2 separate regions of the Homo sapiens genome follow, and region 2 is linked to region 1. The links are chromatin loops, found by intact Hi-C in ENCODE. Cell type or tissue: endothelial cell of umbilical vein. All regions are shown on one strand. Each heading gives the region's core, and the rest is flanking DNA. Links, peaks and the distances in the headings are about the cores only. Region 1 has its middle 32 kb from the start of MIR4289. Region 2 holds the start of LOC124902205 (a long non-coding RNA gene).

The links. Hi-C counts contacts between places; a loop is a spot of excess contacts. Peaks named below come from ENCODE experiments on the same cell type or tissue, not always from the same donor. Only the 100,000 strongest peaks of a DNase experiment are listed, where the experiment ranks them.
Region 2: a loop joins it to region 1, with 4 times the contacts of the local background. A loop is called at or near these places in 4 of 110 quality-filtered maps.

The regions. Positions count from the first base shown.
Region 1 is chr9:88,772,833-88,782,122 of GRCh38, reverse strand. No RefSeq gene overlaps it. Among named protein-coding and RNA genes, the nearest start is that of MIR4289, 32 kb to the right of the region's middle. RefSeq lists a silencer at 3,802-4,041. In endothelial cell of umbilical vein, for the core only: no CTCF peak of the experiment used is centred there; DNase peaks (open chromatin) are centred at 4,062, 5,172, 6,302, 6,882 and 1 weaker place; H3K27ac peaks cover 5,052 bases.
Region 2 is chr9:88,847,876-88,857,165 of GRCh38, reverse strand. It overlaps LOC124902205 (a long non-coding RNA gene), which reads right to left and starts at 4,046. Exons shown (of 4, transcript XR_007061654.1): 1 at 3,976-4,046. In endothelial cell of umbilical vein, for the core only: no CTCF peak of the experiment used is centred there; a DNase peak (open chromatin) is centred at 4,145; H3K27ac peaks cover 1,712 bases.

The DNA of each region.
Region 1 (9,290 bases), core at 891-8,890:
CTTCTTTCATCCCTCTTCTGTTGCTTATTACTGCCTGCCGCCTTTGCCCCTCAGCTGTGCCCTGTCTCCCTCCCACTCACACAGTTTCCGCCTGTCCTCATTTCTTCTCTTTTTTGGGACACATTTAAGATAAGGCCTCACTGTGACTCATCCAGCAGTTTTGTCCTTGGGCCAACCCAACTTCAGGCCATAGGTTATATAGTTATCACTCAACAGCTAGGGAGGGCTCATAAGAGTTTACCACACACTATGACGGGAGGTGTCAACTGAGCATCTGAATACAACAGAATGCTGAACTAGCAGGACTCCCCTGTCATTTGAAGAGAAATCCATTCAAAGAGAAATCCATTCAAAAAGAAATCCACTCAACATCTGGCTATCAACCATCTGGACAGTGCTGCAAGGAGTAAGGGAGTCTGTTATTGCCAGTACTCCAGGAGGAAGGCCAGGCTCAGGAACGATGGAGGGTGGATACTTCATTCTGGGAACCCTGTGAGGCTGTGGACCAGAGATAGTTCCTCTTAGCACAGAAACTGCTCATTTAAAAAAGTAAATTAAAAAAAAAAAAAAAAAGCAATAGGCATAGCCGCCCTGCTCTGAGCAATGTGGAAAAGTGCAATGGTTTTTATTCTCACTATGTATCAGGATCACCTAAAGAACTATGACTGTAGATATTGATTATCAACAGTTGCTAATATCTCTAAAAAAGAGACAACCATTCTGTATCTCTTGCTAAATGGACACACCCCCCAGGTTATATTCTTAATAAAAATTGAAACCTGAAGGAGATGAAGCCTCTAGATCTAACTAGATCTATCTAATTGGATCTAACTACGAACTAACAGGAAATATGTGGGACAGAGGAACATGATAATGACAACACCTGGATGCAAAACTGATAAAAGAAAGCATGATTCACCCTGAGAGCTACTCTATCCTGAGAGGATAAATGACCTGTTGTCTCAACAAGTGTATGCAGAGACAGGCAGAGAGAAGAACTATAGATTAACAATGAAAGAGCCTTATTTGGATTTTGATTCAACAAACAACCTATAAAATACCATTTTATTTTATCCAGATAACTAGACATTGACTAGGTATTAAGGAATTATTGTTGTGTTTTTCAGGTGCAATAATGGTACTGTGTTTGTGTTTCTTAAAAAAAAATTGTCTTACATTTTAGGGTGGTATTCTGACATGTTTAAGATGAAATGCTAGGAATTTTGAGATTGGCTTCAAAATAAGCCAGGACTGGGGAGAGAGCAGAGTGAGGGTGAAAATTGGATGGCCAGGAAAACAGTGATGTTTCGGTATAAGTATTGTCCCACGTGACGTTATATTTTTATTAAAAAGTCATCCATTTTTTACCTGAAATTCAAACTTAACTGAATGTCCTGCATTTCTATTTGGTAAAGCTGGCAGTTTGCTAGGTAAAACGCACTTGATTGTATTGTTCTCTCTACTGTTTTGTGTACTTCAAGTAAATAAATGAGGTGAAGGTTTTTAAAAAGCCTCCTCCAACCCCCTCCCTGGAGATCTGAAGTTATAGGAGTGGTGGTCCTTTGTAGCTGAGGCAGGTAGAGTGGTAAATATGCGTCATTCTTTAGTCAGCACCTCTGGTGGTTCTGATGCAGACAGATGCAGGTTGTTCTTGGGGACACTGGCTGAATGAGATGGACACAGGCCTGTAATTCTGGGCTTAGGGGCCAGCTCTATGGTTTTGGGACAAATTACTTATCAGCTCTTGAGCCCTCATGGAAATAATAATAATAATAATAGCCACTGATGAGGTCCTTATGAGGAGTAAGTGAAATTATAAGATCTGAGCTGTAAAGCAGCATCCAAGTGATAATTGGGTAATCAATAAATGTGAAAAGATGAAGTTTACCATCGTCATTTTCTAAAGTGTAGTTTGGGACATAGTATTTGCCTTCCAACATTAAATACAGGCCAAAAAAAGTTAATTATCAATATCAAAAAGAAACACTGTGGTTGAGAAAGATGTCTCAAATTGAGAAATAAAGCCACTTCTTAACAATTAGGAAACATAAAAAGGACAAAAACAAGTTTTGAAATAAAAGTGTGAAAAATAAGTCTTCGTTAATAGGCAGGAATCCTTTTAATAAACACCTTGCAGCCGGGCGCGGTGGCTCACGCCTGTAATCCCAGCACTTTGGGAGGCCGAGGCGGGTGGATCACGAGGTCAGGAGATCGAGACCATCCTGGCTAACACGGTGAAACCCTGTCTCTACTAAAAATGCAAAAAATTAGCCGGGCGTGGTGGTGGGCGCCTGTAGTCCCAGCTACTCATACGGAGGCTGAGGCAGGAGAATTGCTTGAACCTGGGAGGCGGAGCTTGCAGTGAGCCGAGATCACGCCACTGCACTCCAGCCTGGGCGACAGGGAGAGACTCCATCTCAAAAATAAATAAATAAATAAACACCTTGCACTTATCCAGGAGCAGCTGAACATGTTGCACAGCAGATCAAGCATGACCCTGGGGTTTTGTCTACACCTCTCTCCACCCTATGCCTGAGAACTCCAAATGAGGAGTCCATGGGCTCAAAGTTAGGGAACGTGGGCTCTAAAGTTTACCTGTAACTTCCTAAAGTCAGAGCTCTCTAAGCCTCAGGTTCCTTGTGTGTAAACTGGAGATGAAACATGGTTTCCTTCAAGGATTGGAGCATCTAGTGGACTAATTAAAGTGAGCAATGTCAGGAACAATGGTCATATTCCACCCTCTTGGAGGAAACTCCCAATGGTCCCATCCTGGTGGGTGGCATCCATGTCCCCAGGGAACTTGGCATCCAGGCCCAGGGCTGGAGGGAGCAAGCCTGGGAGAGGGGTGGACTCATAGTCCAGCAGAAGCCTCTGATCTCTCATTTATCTATTCCATGTGGCCAAGGAGATAGGTTCAAAAGAAGCCTGAGGATGAATATTCTCAGTGACACCAGATATTAAGAGGCACAGGTTAGGACTTCCCTTTACCCATGTTCTACTCCACTGTTCCACTATTGGTCTTTTTTTTTTTTTTTTTGAGACAGAGTCTCACTCTGTCGCCCAGGCTGGAGTGCAGTGCTGCAATCTCTGCTCACTGCAAGCTCTGCTTCCCAGGTTCAAGCAATTCTCCTGCCTCAGCCTCCCAAGTAGCTGGGACTACAGGTGCCTGCCACCACACCCAGCTAATTTTTTGTATTTTTAGTAGAGACAGCATTTCACCATGTTGGCCAGGATGGTCTCAATCTCCTGACCTCGTGATCTGCCCGCCTCAACCTCCCAAAGTGCTGGGATTACAGGCGTGAGCCACCACGCCCAGCCTATTTGTCTTTTATTCTTCCTCTTCAAGATGGCTCTCGACATCACTTTAGTGAGTGTCCTTTTTGTGAAAATACATGTATTGAGAGACAGGAGCCCTGAGCAATTGGCAGTGACCCTGTGTGTGTCAGCCACAGCCCAGGGACAGAGTGAGGGTCAGCACTGATCGTGGCCAAATGGTGGGGAGGTTTTCAGACAGGCGTCAATTCTACATGTGGCTGCAAACAACTGCGTCATCTTGGTTGAATGTCTCCACTTTCTACCATCCAGCTTCCCCGCAATGAAGTGTGCAGAACTCACTGCTGCAGGCCAGGCCACACTGTCACTATCACTAAGATGACCGTGCCTGTTCCCAGGACTGTGCACAGGTTACTCCCTGAGATAAGGAGGTGGGCATCCCCTGCCTGTTCCAGGAGCTCTGAGGTGTTAGCTGCCCGTTCCTTCCAGGAGAGTGGGAGAACCCGGCTGGGGAGGGTGTGAACCCCACAAAAGACATCTCTCCCCAGTTCTCACTTCCTGATGCTTGGAGCCAGACCTGCCTTACACACACACACACACCCCACCACCACCACCCATGCTCTGAGGGTAGAGCTGCAGGACTGGCCCCTCCTTACTGACTTGAAGACAGGCCTGAGAGGTCTCCCCAGGGCCTCACTAGCGAGCCACCAGCTGGGCCTGCAGCCTGGGCCCCTGACCCCAGCCAGGGCTCTTCCTCCCCAGCTTCTCACCGACTCAGCGGGCTGGGCTGGGGATATTAAAGGGAATTTTAAGAACAGGAAATGATCATGCATCCGGTTGAACTCGCCTGCTGTCCTTTTTGGCTGCTCCTAATTCTACCTTCCGGCCTCAGAGTTTGCCTCCTGGGGTTTGTTTCTCTGTGCTCAATATTTTCTGCACAGCGACCTGAATTTCATTATGTGAGGCTCAGAGGGCTCTGGCCCCAAATAGTGGGGGAGAAACAGAGCGAAAAAACACAAAAGGTTCCTGGTGGAGTTGCTGATTAGAGTAAGACAATCCTTAAATGCTGAAAGAGAGAATCAGAGAGAGTTGCAGGAAGAGAAAATAAAACAAGCTGCCATAGTTGCCTTGAAGTTATCTCAGAAGATGGGCAGTAACTGTCATGCCGTGGGGAGGAGTGCGGAGGAGGGTGCAGAGCAGTCTGGTTTCAGGGAGACCTTAGCAGGATGAGATTCAGCTCTTGGAAATTAGGAAAGGCCACGGCTAAGAAACATGTATTGTTAGTCTTTCCCCCCAAAATTTCCAAGAAAAGAAAGTAGTGCGTAAGAATACTCTGTGAAAGTAGGGATTTTATCTCTGTACAATTACAATAAAACTAATTTCTTGAACACAGAAGCCCCAGATTTTCCCTGATGTTTTGCCACCAGTGTTATGCCCCGTACACATGCACACACACACATGCACACTCACTGCAGGCCCTCCACAGGTGACCACGCAGAAGGAGGAACCACAACTACTGCTGACGATTGATGCTGCGTCTGAGACACTTGGCACTCCAAGAGCCCATGGCCCTGGCCCTGTTGATACAAACACCTTCCATTTGTGCCTTTATTTTTTTTTTTTTTTGAGGCAGGGTCTCACTCTGTCATCCAGGCTGGAGTGCAGTGGCACAATCAGAGCTCACTTAAGCCTTGAAATCCTGGATTCACCCGATCTCCCACCTCAGCCTCCTGGGATTATAGGCATGCGCCACCATGCCCAACGTGGGCCCATACTTTTTCATATGCACTTATAGGCTCCCCAGACACTCTGGTTTCTTGCCCACTTCTTGTTTTCTAAATATGAGATGTTTCCAGTTTTCAAACATTCCTTTGCTCTGATCTAACCTGGTACATTGTTGTTTCTCTGTTCTGCTGTACTGGGGACTGTGTTTGCTCATAGTTAACCCCAATGACTAAGCAAGTCCATTAAAAGGCAGGTCTAAAATGGGGGAGGCAAAAATTTTGTCTGCTATAGTTTACCCTCTGACCACATTCCTCTCTCTCATCTGCAAAATGCATCTATCCTGTCTCATGACAACAAAGATCTCACTCCATTAGAACACCCACTTCAAGTCCAAAATCTCATCATTTCAGTCGCCTTGAGCAGTCAGGTGAGGCTCTGCTATGATACACCCTGAGCCACAGACCCTGTCTATCTGTGGCCCTGTAAAACTAGAAAACAAGTAATCTGACCACCAAATTCAATGATGGTATAAGTGTAGGAGAGCCATTATAGACATTCTGGTTCCAAAAGGGGAAAATGGGGGGCACCAGTTCAGGCAGTTTCAATCCATCTGGGAGATGCAATTAAGTTTAAGGAATTATCCTCACTGTGTCGTGGGCTCGATTCTCTAGGCTCTCAATTCTACCTTTCAGGCTCTTGGCTCTCCAGAAGAGAAAAATAAAAGCAACTGAAGAAGGCAGATGACCAATGCCAATCAATTTGACATGGCTGTGGGCTGAGTTGTATCCCACCCCCAAATTCTTCTGTGGAAGTTCTGACCCCTGAAAGGGGCAGCTCCAAGGGCACCCATCAGCCCCCATCCAGCCCCTGAGGGGCAGCTTCGCCCTCTGTCTTCTGACTCTGCCCTTCTCAGCCTGGGACTTGCCTGGGTTTTGTCTTCCCTTTCAGCATGAAGCCAGGGACCCCCAGACAGTTTGGGAGAATCCTCATATGGCCTACAAGATGCCCTGGCCCTCTCTGACCTCACCACGTGCACTCACTCCCCCAGTGGCTCTCTGCTCCCCAAGTGCAATATGCTCTGTCTCCCAATCCACACGCTTGGCTTGTTCTTTCTCACCCTTCAGGTTTGAGTTTAAACATTTCCACCTCAGAGAGTCCTTCCCCGAACATTCCACGTAGAGTTGTTCAGTTCCTTCCTCCCCATCCACCCCGTCCACTTGACTTCCCAACAGGAAGGGAAGAAGAGAGGAGATGATCTTGAGAGGGAAAAGAGGAGAAGAGTGAGAATAAAGGAAGCGGGGGTAAGAGTCGCTGTGAGGGTTAAATGACTCAGCATACATTAAGCAAAAAGGACAAATATGTATTTTGCTACAAAATACATATTGGGTGACATCATCTCTGCCTAAGGACTCAACACCTTGGCTCACTGGTTCCTTCCACCTGGAGGTCCTGCCACCACTCTGTCAAAATCCTGTGGCCACGTGTGAATATCGGCTCTTTCATAAATCTCTACTTATTCCCACCCAGAAAATGGTCTCCCTTCAACCCCTGTAGGGTGTTGCTTGTGCTTCTTCCTGAGCACCCCTTGCATTCACCCTCCTCCATTGTCTGCTCTCATTTCTGATGCTGGTGTACAAGGACCAGCACTCTCACTTGCTCAGAGACAAGAAAGCTGCAGATGCCTGGTCACCCTGCCCAGTTCTGCAGTGTGATGGGTCCAGACTGCAGACTGCCTAGGACTCTGCTTCCTGGAGAACCCTCCCTCCCTTAACATCCCCTCTGGCTCACTCTTTGTCCTCAGGCCTCCTTTGGTTTTAGAGTGATAAGCTGATAGCCATAAACAGTTACAGCCTTTTAAAATATGAAGGCTCCCTTGCCAAGAATGCTCATCAAGCAAGAAGTCTTTGTTGCAACAAAGATAGTGCCATGGTTTTACTCCTTGGCTCTCCTGAGATTGAAGTTAAACAAATACGCAGTTTGGCCCAAGACCTGCTGAGTCACTTCTCCCATGTAGACACACTAAAGGTTTAGCAATAAGTTATCATCTCTCTTTTTTTTAAGTACAAACAAAATATTATTTCAGGAGGAAAAATTTCAGAAAGTGTTTCATTTATTTCTTTCTGTTTTCTCTGGGAGTCTTTGTCTATCCTAGACTATAGAATTGGTGTCATTACCTCAAGCAGTGAGACGAAAAAGGGAGGACCCTTCTTTCCATGGGGTGGGCAAGATGGGAGAATCACAACGGTTCCTTGAGTGTGTGATGTGGCTCTCCTCAGCACCTCCTTCTTGACTGCCTCGTAGACCCAGTTAAAAATCAAGTACTGGGGACCCAAGCTTACTGTTTGGAGCTATTATATACTTCGAGGACATTACAGTTGCAAAAAGTCAAGAGCCAATTATTAAGTAATTCAGTCTCCAAAAGAGACCCTACAGCCACAAGTGTCTGGATATTAAAGCAGATTTAACTCTCTGAATTAAACTAAACTCTTGTTTGTCAAGGAAACGCATGCCACTATAACAGCCAATAATTAATTATGTGACTGTCAACAAATAATCCCCCAAACTGTTTGGAAATGAATAAATATGGTAGGATTGAAACCACACGATTTAATACCCTAATTCCATTTCAGCCATGGCCAAACTCACAATTTACTCAATTTCCTATCTACAAACTTTATTATTTTAGCAACATATAAGTGGGACTTCCTGTGCAAAAATGAGTAAGATTTTATAAGCTCAACAGATATAATTCCCATGAAACCGATCATTTTTACCCCATGGTGACAAAACTGCTTACAAAATCTTTCATCAATCTCACAAAACAAATGCTTTTATTGTTATGAAGATTGATAACCTTCCCCTACAAACTGCTTTTGAAGAGAATGATGTTCATTTGTTCTCTATTGGTAATCAAAAGCCAACTTGGTGAAAATCAGGGGAGGATGTCACTTTCTGTTTTGTTGTTGGCTTACTCCTAAACAATCTTCTGTATTTAGATTTCAAGTCAGCAAAAATCATTGCATGCCTGCCATGTACCAGATCTCCAGCAAGGAGGCAGGCTGCAAAGGCATGTAAAGGGAAGGGTGTCCTGAAGACAAGTAATTCTCACACTGTGCATTCAGTCCTCGGGGGACCTAGATAAGGGAGTAATTAATTCTGCCTGAGGAGAATTAAAGAGGAGGTTAAAGAGAGTGACATAGAAGGGTCATGTGAAGAATTGAGGCAGCGGGTGATGAGAAAATCTGCGAAAGTATCATTGTGAAAAAAAGTGAAATTAAAAATAGCATGTTTGACTTTTACATAATGTAAAAAACTAAGTGCAGAAAGGGAAATTATGTTACTGTAACTGGTGAAGTGAGTCATGGCTCTCTTTAAACAGCCATCACTATGTTTACCAATGAAATTCACTCAAAAATTTAGTAAACTGAAAGCCCGATTTCCTTAACTTATGGGAAAAAAATTACAGTCAACATCTGAGATCTCTTGCCCCTGAAAAACCACAATTAAATAGGTAATCAAATATATCTATATTTTAAAAAAATGGGTAATTCTACTTTTAGGAGATTTTAAATAACAATGTCAATTATTTTAATGATTGTAGAACTATTTAGATTATCTATGTCATTTCGGGTAAAGAAATTTCTTTCCTTTAAGTTATCAAATTTATGAGCACAAAGTTGTTCACAGTATTCTTTTATTATCTTTTTAATGGCTGTGGGATCTGTGGTGACATATCACATTTCACTCCTGACATTGATGATTTGCGTCTTCTCTCTTCTTATTTTTGTTATTCTTGCTAGACACATCGATTTTATTGATTTTTCAAGCAGCCAGCTTTGTTTTATTAGTTTTCTTTTTGTTTTCCTATTTTCGATTTCGAAATGACTTTCTTGTTTTCTTCTGCTTCCTTTGGGTTTATTTTACTTTTCCTTTTTTTTAGCTTTTTGAGGTAGAAAGATGACTGATTTTAGAGATTTTCTTATTTCTAATGTAATCATTAATTGCTAAAAATTTTCTTCTCAATACTCTTTCAGCTGTATTCTATATAGCTTCCTATGCTGCATTTTCATTTTCATTTATCATTCAGTTCTATTTTTAACATTTTTCCTTCAAGACTTATTCTTTGACCCATGAATTATTTAGAAGTGTGTTATTTTATTTGCAAGTATTTAGAAATTTCATGTTACCCGTCTGTCATGGATCTCTAGTTTGATTCTATTGTGGTCAGAGAACACACTGTATTATTTCAGTTTTTAAAAAGTTGTTGTTACTTGCCAACCAAGAATGACTAT
Region 2 (9,290 bases), core at 519-8,518, 75 kb before region 1:
CTATCTATTTCACTAAAGATTTTCCCATTTATATCCTGTATTTTCTTTTTGATTTCTTTCAGTTGGACTTCACCTTTCTCTGGTGCCTCCTTAATTGGCTTAATAGTCAACCTTCTAATTCTTTTTCTGGCAATTCTGAGATTTTTGTCTTGATGTTTTGGGGGTGTTAAAACCTTGTTTTGTCATATTACCAGAATTGTTTTTCCAGCTCTTTCTCATTTTGGCAGACTATGTCAGAGGGAAGATCTGTGACTCAAGTGTTGCTGTTCAGATTCTTTTGTCCCACAGGGTGCTCCCTTGATATGGTGCTCTTCCCCTTCTTCTAGGAATGGGGTTTCCTGACAGCCTAACTGCAGCCATTGTTATTTCTCCACTGGATCTAGCCACCCAATAGAACTACCAGGCTCTGGATTGGTACTGAGGAGGGAGTGTCTGCAAAGAGTCCTGTGATGTGATCCATCTTTAGCTCTCTCAGCTATGGATACCAGCACCTGGTGGAGGTAGCTGGGGAGTGAAGTGGACTCTGTGAGGGTATGTGGTTGTATTTTTGTTTAGTGCACTGGTTTTGTGTTCGTTGGCCTCCAGCCAGGGCGTGGCACTTTCAAGAGCACATCAGAATTCCACAGCTGTCCCATGGAGCCTGCAGCAGCAACCCACCTCCTTCAAAGGGTCTTTGGATTCTCTCAGCATTCCTGGTATGTTCCTGTGGCAGGTCTTGGAGCAAAATTTCACAATGTGTGTCTCCACACACTGCTCTGTCCATCTGAGTGGGAGTTGAAAGTTAGTCTTGCCTCCTCTCTGCCATTTTCTCTCCCAGACAGTTCTGGAGACTAGATGTCCAAGATCAAGGTGCCAGCTGGTTTAGAGTCTGATAATAGCCCAGTCTCTGCTTCCAAGCTCCCAAGATTTCTTATTTTATAATTTCCTTTATGTTTAACCCATTTCCCTTTAGAAAAAAAAATGCAGCTCACTGCCAGCACTCATTTAATTTTACATGCTCTTTGAGGCTGAGTCAAATCTGACTGATTTTCAATGTGAAAATGAAATATAAAAACTGTTTTTGCAGTTACTTCTAAACAGAACTTGTCTCTAATACTAATGTAACAGAAATGTCTATGATGTCACGTTAGGATTAGAGAGAAGAGTATTCTCAGGGCAAAGAGGAAATGGGTTAAATAACTTCCTTTAGTTATTCTTTTGGGGTTGGTCTGTTGGCAGCAGATTCCCTTAGGTTTTCTTCATTTGAGAGTGTCCTGATTTCCCCTTCATCCTTAAAAGATATAATATTCTGTACTAACAATTCTGTTCTTTCTGCGCTTACAAAATGTTGTGACCCTTCCTTCTTGCCTCCTTGGTTTCTAATGGAAAACTCATTGTCATTTAGACTGTCTTTCCTCTGTAGGTAAGACATCCTTTCTCTTTTGCTGCTTTCAATATTTTTTCTTTGTTTCTTTGTTTCTAGTTTTCAGAAGCTTTAGTATGATGTGTCCTGGTGTTGATCTCGTTTGGAGTTTATTTCACTTCTTGAATCTGTAGTTTAAGTCTTTTGCCAAATTTGGTATATTTTCAGCCATTACTTATTTGAATACATATTTGTTCCTGCAGCATTTCTATTCTTACACTCTTATTACAGACTATGAGGATAGAAATTCAATTTCCTGGCATGGTGGCCACTGACAGCATGGAAGCAGGAGGTGTCTTACTGTTGGGCGGGGATGAAAGTCTTGACTCTTAACTCCAGCTGCTCTGATACCAACCAGGATGAAGAAATTGGGGATAGGGGTGTTTGGAACACCTTGTTACTTCATGAGGTTAGGAGTTTGGGGTCCTTGGCCTTTGCTGGTGTAGGTGGGGATGGGATCAAGTGTTTTCTGTGTTTTTTGATTGGAATTGAGCAATTACAGTCTAAAAGTTTAATATCTTGTGAGGCTGCTCCTTTTCTGGTGTTTTGGCTAGCAAGAGTAGGTTTTTGTTTGGACTATTTTTGTCTGAACTTGTTGGCATCATTGTACTGCCAACTTTGCCAACATCCATTCTGATATATGAGGTAAAAGTAAACTCAGGAGTTCACCACCATATTGCTACTTAGACTGAGGTACCTATTAATAGCTGGTCTTTTTTTTTACTCCTCCCTTGAGAGTCTTTTTATTTCTTGAAATGAGCATTGGCGTGTGTATAAGTTGATAGACAAGAAAAAGCACATCCACTTTACCTTCATGGAAATGGAAGTGGGAGTATTTTACAGGTTTCTGAATGTTAAGCCAACCTTGCATTCCTAAAATACATCCCACTTGGTCATAATATATTGCCTTTCTATTTGAATAATATAATATTTAGTTGAGGGATAATTATTCCCTACCATTGAAGCAAGACAGTTCTGTGTAACGTGCCTAACATTTTTTGAATGTGTATTTTCAGTCTGGATGATTAGGAAAGGCACCATCCCCAGCCCTTTGTGAACACCAAACACTGGTACCTTTACATTTCTAGATAGTTCACTCACTGGTCTTGGGTAATTTCCTCAGCTGAATGGATTGATTAATTAATACTCAGCTGAATGGATATCATCAAAAGGTAAATACATTAAGCAAATTGTGTTACATGCATGAAATGAAATACAACTCAGCAGTAAAAAAAAAGGTGTAAACTATTGATAGGGGCTACAATGTGGATACATTTCAAAATAATTTTGCTGATAGAAAGAATTCAGATCAAAACCAATGTGTATACTCATCTTTTATTTTTATAAATTTCTACAAAATGCTATTTAACTTATAGTGGCAGAAAACAGACCAGTGGCTGTCTATGGATGTGGGTGCATGGGACATGGTGAGAGGGAGTGATTCCAAAGGGAAATGAGAAAACTTTTGGGGATGATGTGTATGATCATTATCTTGGTTATGATGATGGTTCCATAAGTGCATACAAATGTCAGTAGAGTATTAAATGTAAATTTTAAATATGCACACTTATTTTATATCAATTATACCTCTTTAAAGCTGTTTTTTATTTTAAAAAATTAAAAAATTAAAAACTCCAGAGGTTAGGGCTGTATTGTCAGGTAAAGTATTAACCTCTTCTTTTCATCTAACTTAGACATCATATTCCAGCAGCCTTTCTTTCACTGACCATATCTACATAAGACCCTTACATTCTCCTTTGAATCACATTTGTCATCTTGCCGATTCCCTCATTAATGTTAGGTATGATTTGTCCATCAAGAATAATAATAATAATAAAAATAAAAATAATTTTTAATGTTAGGTATGCACTGACTCTACACTTTATATACTTGAAGGAGAATTATGTTTTTATCATTTTACAAATTATTATTTGATAAGACTTTTACCTAGAAAAACATAAAATACATTCATTTAAAATATTAATACAAATTCTTTATGAGAAAATGTCTATAAACATCAAGTATCAAATAGTACATCTCTTAACTCCCTTTCTCTACCACTGATTCTGTGGAAACAATTGTATTATACTCAATTTTTGACAACTTGGGGATTCTTAGGGCTCTTACGAACTATAAGCTTATAGTTCCTATAAACTAATAATCTTAGGATTCTTCGAAACTATAAACTTAAGCAGAGCAAATAAAATTTCATGTCTTAGGCATGATGTGAAAATGAAGATGAGACACAAAAACGCTTGTATATTTTAAGGCAAATATTAAGATCCATCTGGGAATTTGGGAGATGGTGTAAAATCCAGGCAAACTGCATAAAATAGAAAACACATGGTCTATAAAAAAAAGTGGATGGGAAAGTTAGGAGTACAGGTGATTAAATTTTGGCATTTGAGCCCATATGTCACAGGAATGATTATCTCTACATTATGCACTCAAATGAACAGGCAAAGAAGGAAAAATGATGGATGGAAATGATGTACAGAAAAAAGGGAATAAAAACAAAATTAGACAAGAGAGAAATTGGAAGAGTCTGGATATATATAATCATGTTGACTTACCCTGAGAAATGGGGAACACACATCCTGGGACAAGTGGTACACAGTTATGCAGCTGTGGAACACAGTCATCTGAAAAAACACAGGCAAATACACATCACCAAACAAGGGGCCTGTGGGACATAAAGGCTCCCACCCAGGGATGTGGCTGAGTAAAGACTGGAGGATATTAAGGAATGCCCCCAAGGGCAGATGACTCAGCAATGTGCTGACAAACTGTTCTAAGGAAACAGACTTGCGCTGAAGTTTCCATCTAACCCTCTGTGCTCTCTAGCATCTGGACACTCTGTTCATGAAAATCATTATAGACCTGAATGGAATTTCCCTCTTTCAAAGATGACTTATAAGCCCAAAATGTTCAGTGCTGCACATAAATACTACCCTCACCTCTGTCACTGCTACTCAGAGAGGGAGAGAGAGAAAAAAATGGGAGAAAGTAAATAAATATCATAATACTAAAATACATTTCAAGATAAAAATTGTTCCAAGCATCAAAAAAAATTTCAAATTATTGTAATCTACAGTGTTAAAGAAATTAAAGAAAAACATGGACACTGGGGAAAAAATCACAGAGGAGATTACTTATTTTGTTTTTTGTTTGTTTGTTTTTGAAACACGGTCTCACTCTGCCACCCCAGCTGGAGTATGGTGATAATCATGGCTCACTGCAGCCTCAATCTCCCAGACTTAAGCCATCTCAGCCTTGGAAGTAGCTGGAACTACAGGCACGCACCACTACACTTGGCTATTTTTAAAAAATGTTTGTCTCACTGTGGGGTCTCACTATGTTGCCCAGGCTGATCTCAAACTCCTGGATTCAAGTGATCCTCCCACCTCAGCCTCTCAAAGCACTGGAATTATAGGCATAAGCCACCACACATGCAGCCAAAAAAAATTTTTTTAAGACAAGTTAAAAAGGTTAAAAGTGAGTTGGAAGATTAAGAAAATTCAAGATAACAATAGAACTGTTACAGAAATGAAAACCACAATAGAAGCAGCAGGAATAAAAATAGAGATTGCTGGAAATAGATTCAATGTAAGAAGAACAGCTTTAAAAAGATCACATAAGCAAAATGAAGAAGTAAAAAAAAAGTTTTGGAGAGAATAAAATATATAGAAAAGCAAGTTAAGAAAATTCAGCATGGAAGAAAAAAATATTTGAAGTCCTGATGGTGTTCAAAACGTTAAAGATTAAAATGTGAGAAAAAAGCCAAGTTACTTAGAAGAAGAAAAATAGACTGACCTCAGATTTCCCCAAATAGTTATTTTCAATGGAAGAACACAGTGAAGAAATATATAGATAATTCTGAGAAGGAAAAGTCAGACTCCAAACTTATGCATGTAGTCAATTTATTCTTCACATAAAAGACGAAAGAAAGCTATTCTTAAAGTATGTATTCTTAGTGCATATAGTACCTATTCATCCTTAAAAAAACATGATGACAAATCCAATCAATTGCACCTTTAATGGAGAATTCCAAAACTAGAATTCATATTGTTGAATATTTGATCTATCAAGACTAAATATCTAATCTTTCATGATGTAAGAATAGTTGATACTAAAAGTTATGAATTAATAAAGATGACATATATCTCCAAATTTACAAAGATAACACTAGAAGAGTGTCTTAGTAAATTTGGTTGCCATAAAAAAAATGTCAAGCATTGGATAGCTTAAACAAAAGCAATTTATTTCTGACAGCTCTGGAGGCTGGAAGTCCAAGATTAAGGTGCTACTGATTTGGTTCCCTGGTGAGGGCTCTCTTCCTGGCTTGCAGACAGCCACCTTCTTGCTGTGTTCTCTTATGGTGGTGGTGTGGAGAGAGATCTCTGGTCTCTTTTCCTCTTTTTATAAGGATGCTAATTCCATCGTGAGGGTCCCACTTTCATGAACTCATCTAAAAATAATTACCACACGAAGGCTCGCCTCCCAAATATCATCATCTTGGGTGTTAGGGCTACAGCATATGAATTTTAGAGGGGCACAAACATTCAGTCTGTAACAAACAGACAATAATACTTTCAAATTACCAGGAGAAAAGTAAGTGCACCACTTTCTATACATACCACTTCACTAAACCACACACATACACATACACACCACTTCACTAAACACACACACATACACATATACACACACACAGAGAGAGAGAAAAGGAAGCACATGTATCAAGCATATCTGTTAGAAATACAAATATAAATAGAAATATAAAATCTGTTAAAAAATAATTTCTTTGTTTGATCCAAAAGCTAATTACATGCCAAAAGTAAAAGATATGTTAAAAAATTACAAAGTTATAAATTAAAGGTTAGACAAAGATAAAGCAAACAAATGCCAACAAACTTAAGTGGGGATTGTTGTATTAATAAGCAGGCAAATTTTAATTTTAGGCAAAAGACATGAAAAATCCTAAATGAACTCATTGTTTAATGATGCAGAAAGTATTTCACAATAAATGTAAAAATGTCAGGAACCTTTATGCTCAGATAATATATCAACAAAAATACACAGAAAAAGCTACTGAAAATACAAAAATAAATACACACCAAAAAGTATAATAGTAAATATTAACTCATCTTTTTCAATCCATCACTAATTAAGACTACTTAGCAAAATAAGAAATATAGAGAATTTAAGCAGTACTACTAATATTTTTATTATATGTGATATAAGGTTGTGTACTATATGTACTCAAATTTCTGTATCTTACAAACAGACATACACACCTACTTTTAAGCATCTTCAACATTTATAAAAATTGACCACAAAGAGACAACAAAAATTTTTTAATCACAGAAAAGAAACTTGTGCAGACCATATTCAATATCTAACATGAAAATAAACAAGAAATTGGCCGGGCACGGTGGCTCATGCCTGTAATCCTAGCACTTTGGGAGGCCGAGGCGGGCAGATCACAAGGTCAGGAGATCGAGACCATCCTGGCTAACACAGTGAAACCCCGTCTCTACTAAAAACGTACAAAAAATAAGCCTGGTGTGGTGGCAGGCATCTGTAGTCCCAGCAGTGAGCCGAGATTGGGTCACTGCACTCCAGCCTGGGCGACAGAGCGAGCCTTCATCAAAAATAAAATAAAATAAAATAAAATAAAATAAAATAAAATAAAATAAAATAAAATAAAATAAAATAAACAAGAAATTAATAATTTTTAAAAGAGGGTACCAAGATAATTCATTTAGGGAAAGAATCATCCCTTCAACAAATGGTGCTGGAACAACCAGATATTCACATGCAAAAGAATGAAGTTGAATCACTAAACAAAACTGAACTCAGAATGAACCATCAATCTAAAGGTAAGAGCTAAATCTACAAAACTCTCAGAAGAAAATATAGGGACAAACCTTCATGACTTTGGATTTGACAGTGGGTTCTTAGATATGATACTGAAAGCACATGGAACAAAAGAAAAAGTAGACAAACTGGACATATAAAGACAAAAATTTTTAACATCCAAGAATATTATCAAGAAAATGAAAAGACAATCTACAGAATAGGAGAAATATTTTCAAATCACATCTCTGATAAGGGATTAATATCTAGAGTATATAAAGAATTGAAATTCAACTGAAAAGACCATTTTAAAATGGGCAAAGGACTTAGTATTTCTCCAAAGAATATCTAAAAATGGACATTAAGCACATGAAAAGGTGACCAACAACATTTGTCATTAGGAAAATCCAAATCAAAACCAAAATTAAATACCACTTCAAACCCACTAGGATGTCTACAATCAATAAAATGAAAAATAAGTGTTGGCAAGGATATCTACAAGTTGGAACTCTCAAGTATTACTGGGGGAAATGTAAAATGATTCAGTCACTGTGAATAAATATTTCATGGTAAGTCAAACATAGGCTTACCAGATGACCCAGGAATTCCACTTAGGGACATACCTAAGAGAATTGAAAACAGGTATGCAGATTACTCTCTATATGAACATTCAGAGCAGCACTATTCACAATAGTCAAAAGATAGAAACAACCCAAACATCCATCAGTGGATGAATGGATTAATAATGGATATGAACAGAATTCATCTTGTGGCATATCACATAATGTAAACATCGCTACACTTTTTCTGAACAGGTATGTTTAGTGATAAACAGAATTTTAATGAGCCTTCCATCTTTTCATTGACCTATCCATCCATCCATCCATCCATCCACCCATCCATAATTCAGTCTTTTTTCTTCTTCTTTCTGTAAGTCTCTTTTTTTTCTTTGTTTTAACTTATATTTTAAGTTCAGGGGTACAAATGCAGGTTTGTTACATAGACTTGTGCCATGAAGTTTTGTTGTACAGATTATTTCATTGCCCAGATATTATACAAGATTATGCCAGGTGAAAGAAGCCAGACACAAAAGTTCACACGTTGGTCATATGACTCAATTACATGAAATGTTCAGAATAGGTAAATTCAGAGGTACAGAAAGCAGAATGGTGATTGTCAAGGGCTGGAGAGAGTGAGTAATGGGGAGTAGGTGCCTCATGGATATAGGATTTTATTTGGCGTAATGAAAATATTTTGGAACTAGATAGAGTTAGTGTTTGCAAAACATTGTGAATGTACTAAATGCCACAAAATTGTCTACCTTAAAATGCTTAATTTTGTCTGTAAATTTTACCTCAATAAAAAAATAAATAAAAAATGCTGGGCACAGTGGCTCATGCCTGTAATTCCAGCACTTTGGGAGGCTGAGGCAGGTGGATCACTTGAGGTCAGGAGTTTGAGAGCAGCCTGGTCAACATGGTGAAACCCTGTCTGTACTAAAAATACAAAAATTAGCAGGGCATGGTAGTGCATGCCTGTAGTCCCAGCTACTTGGGAAGCTGAGGCAGGAGGAACCTGGGAGGCAGAGGCTGCAGTAAACCGAGATTGTGCCACTGCACTCCAGCCTGGGCCACAGAAGTAGATTCTGTCTCAATAAATACATAAATATAAAAACCAATAATGCCAAACATTTCAGGAAAACCTAATAAGCCAAATATTTAAAGATAACTTTCTTGGCTAAAAAAGAATGGTATAATTTTAAAAAATCAGATTATCAAGAAAACAATAATAACAAAAAACCTACATATTAAAAATCAATGAAATGCAGTCAGAGTTCATTTGATGGTGCTTTCCTTTATTGCACCTCTCAGATATTACGTTATTTTTTTTACAAACTTCTTTTTACAAGGTTTGTGGTAACTCTACTCTGAACAGCCTATTGACGCCATATTTCCCAAAGCATATACTGCTCAATTTGTGTCTCTGTGTCACATTTTGGTAATTCTCGCAACATTTCAAACTTTCTTAT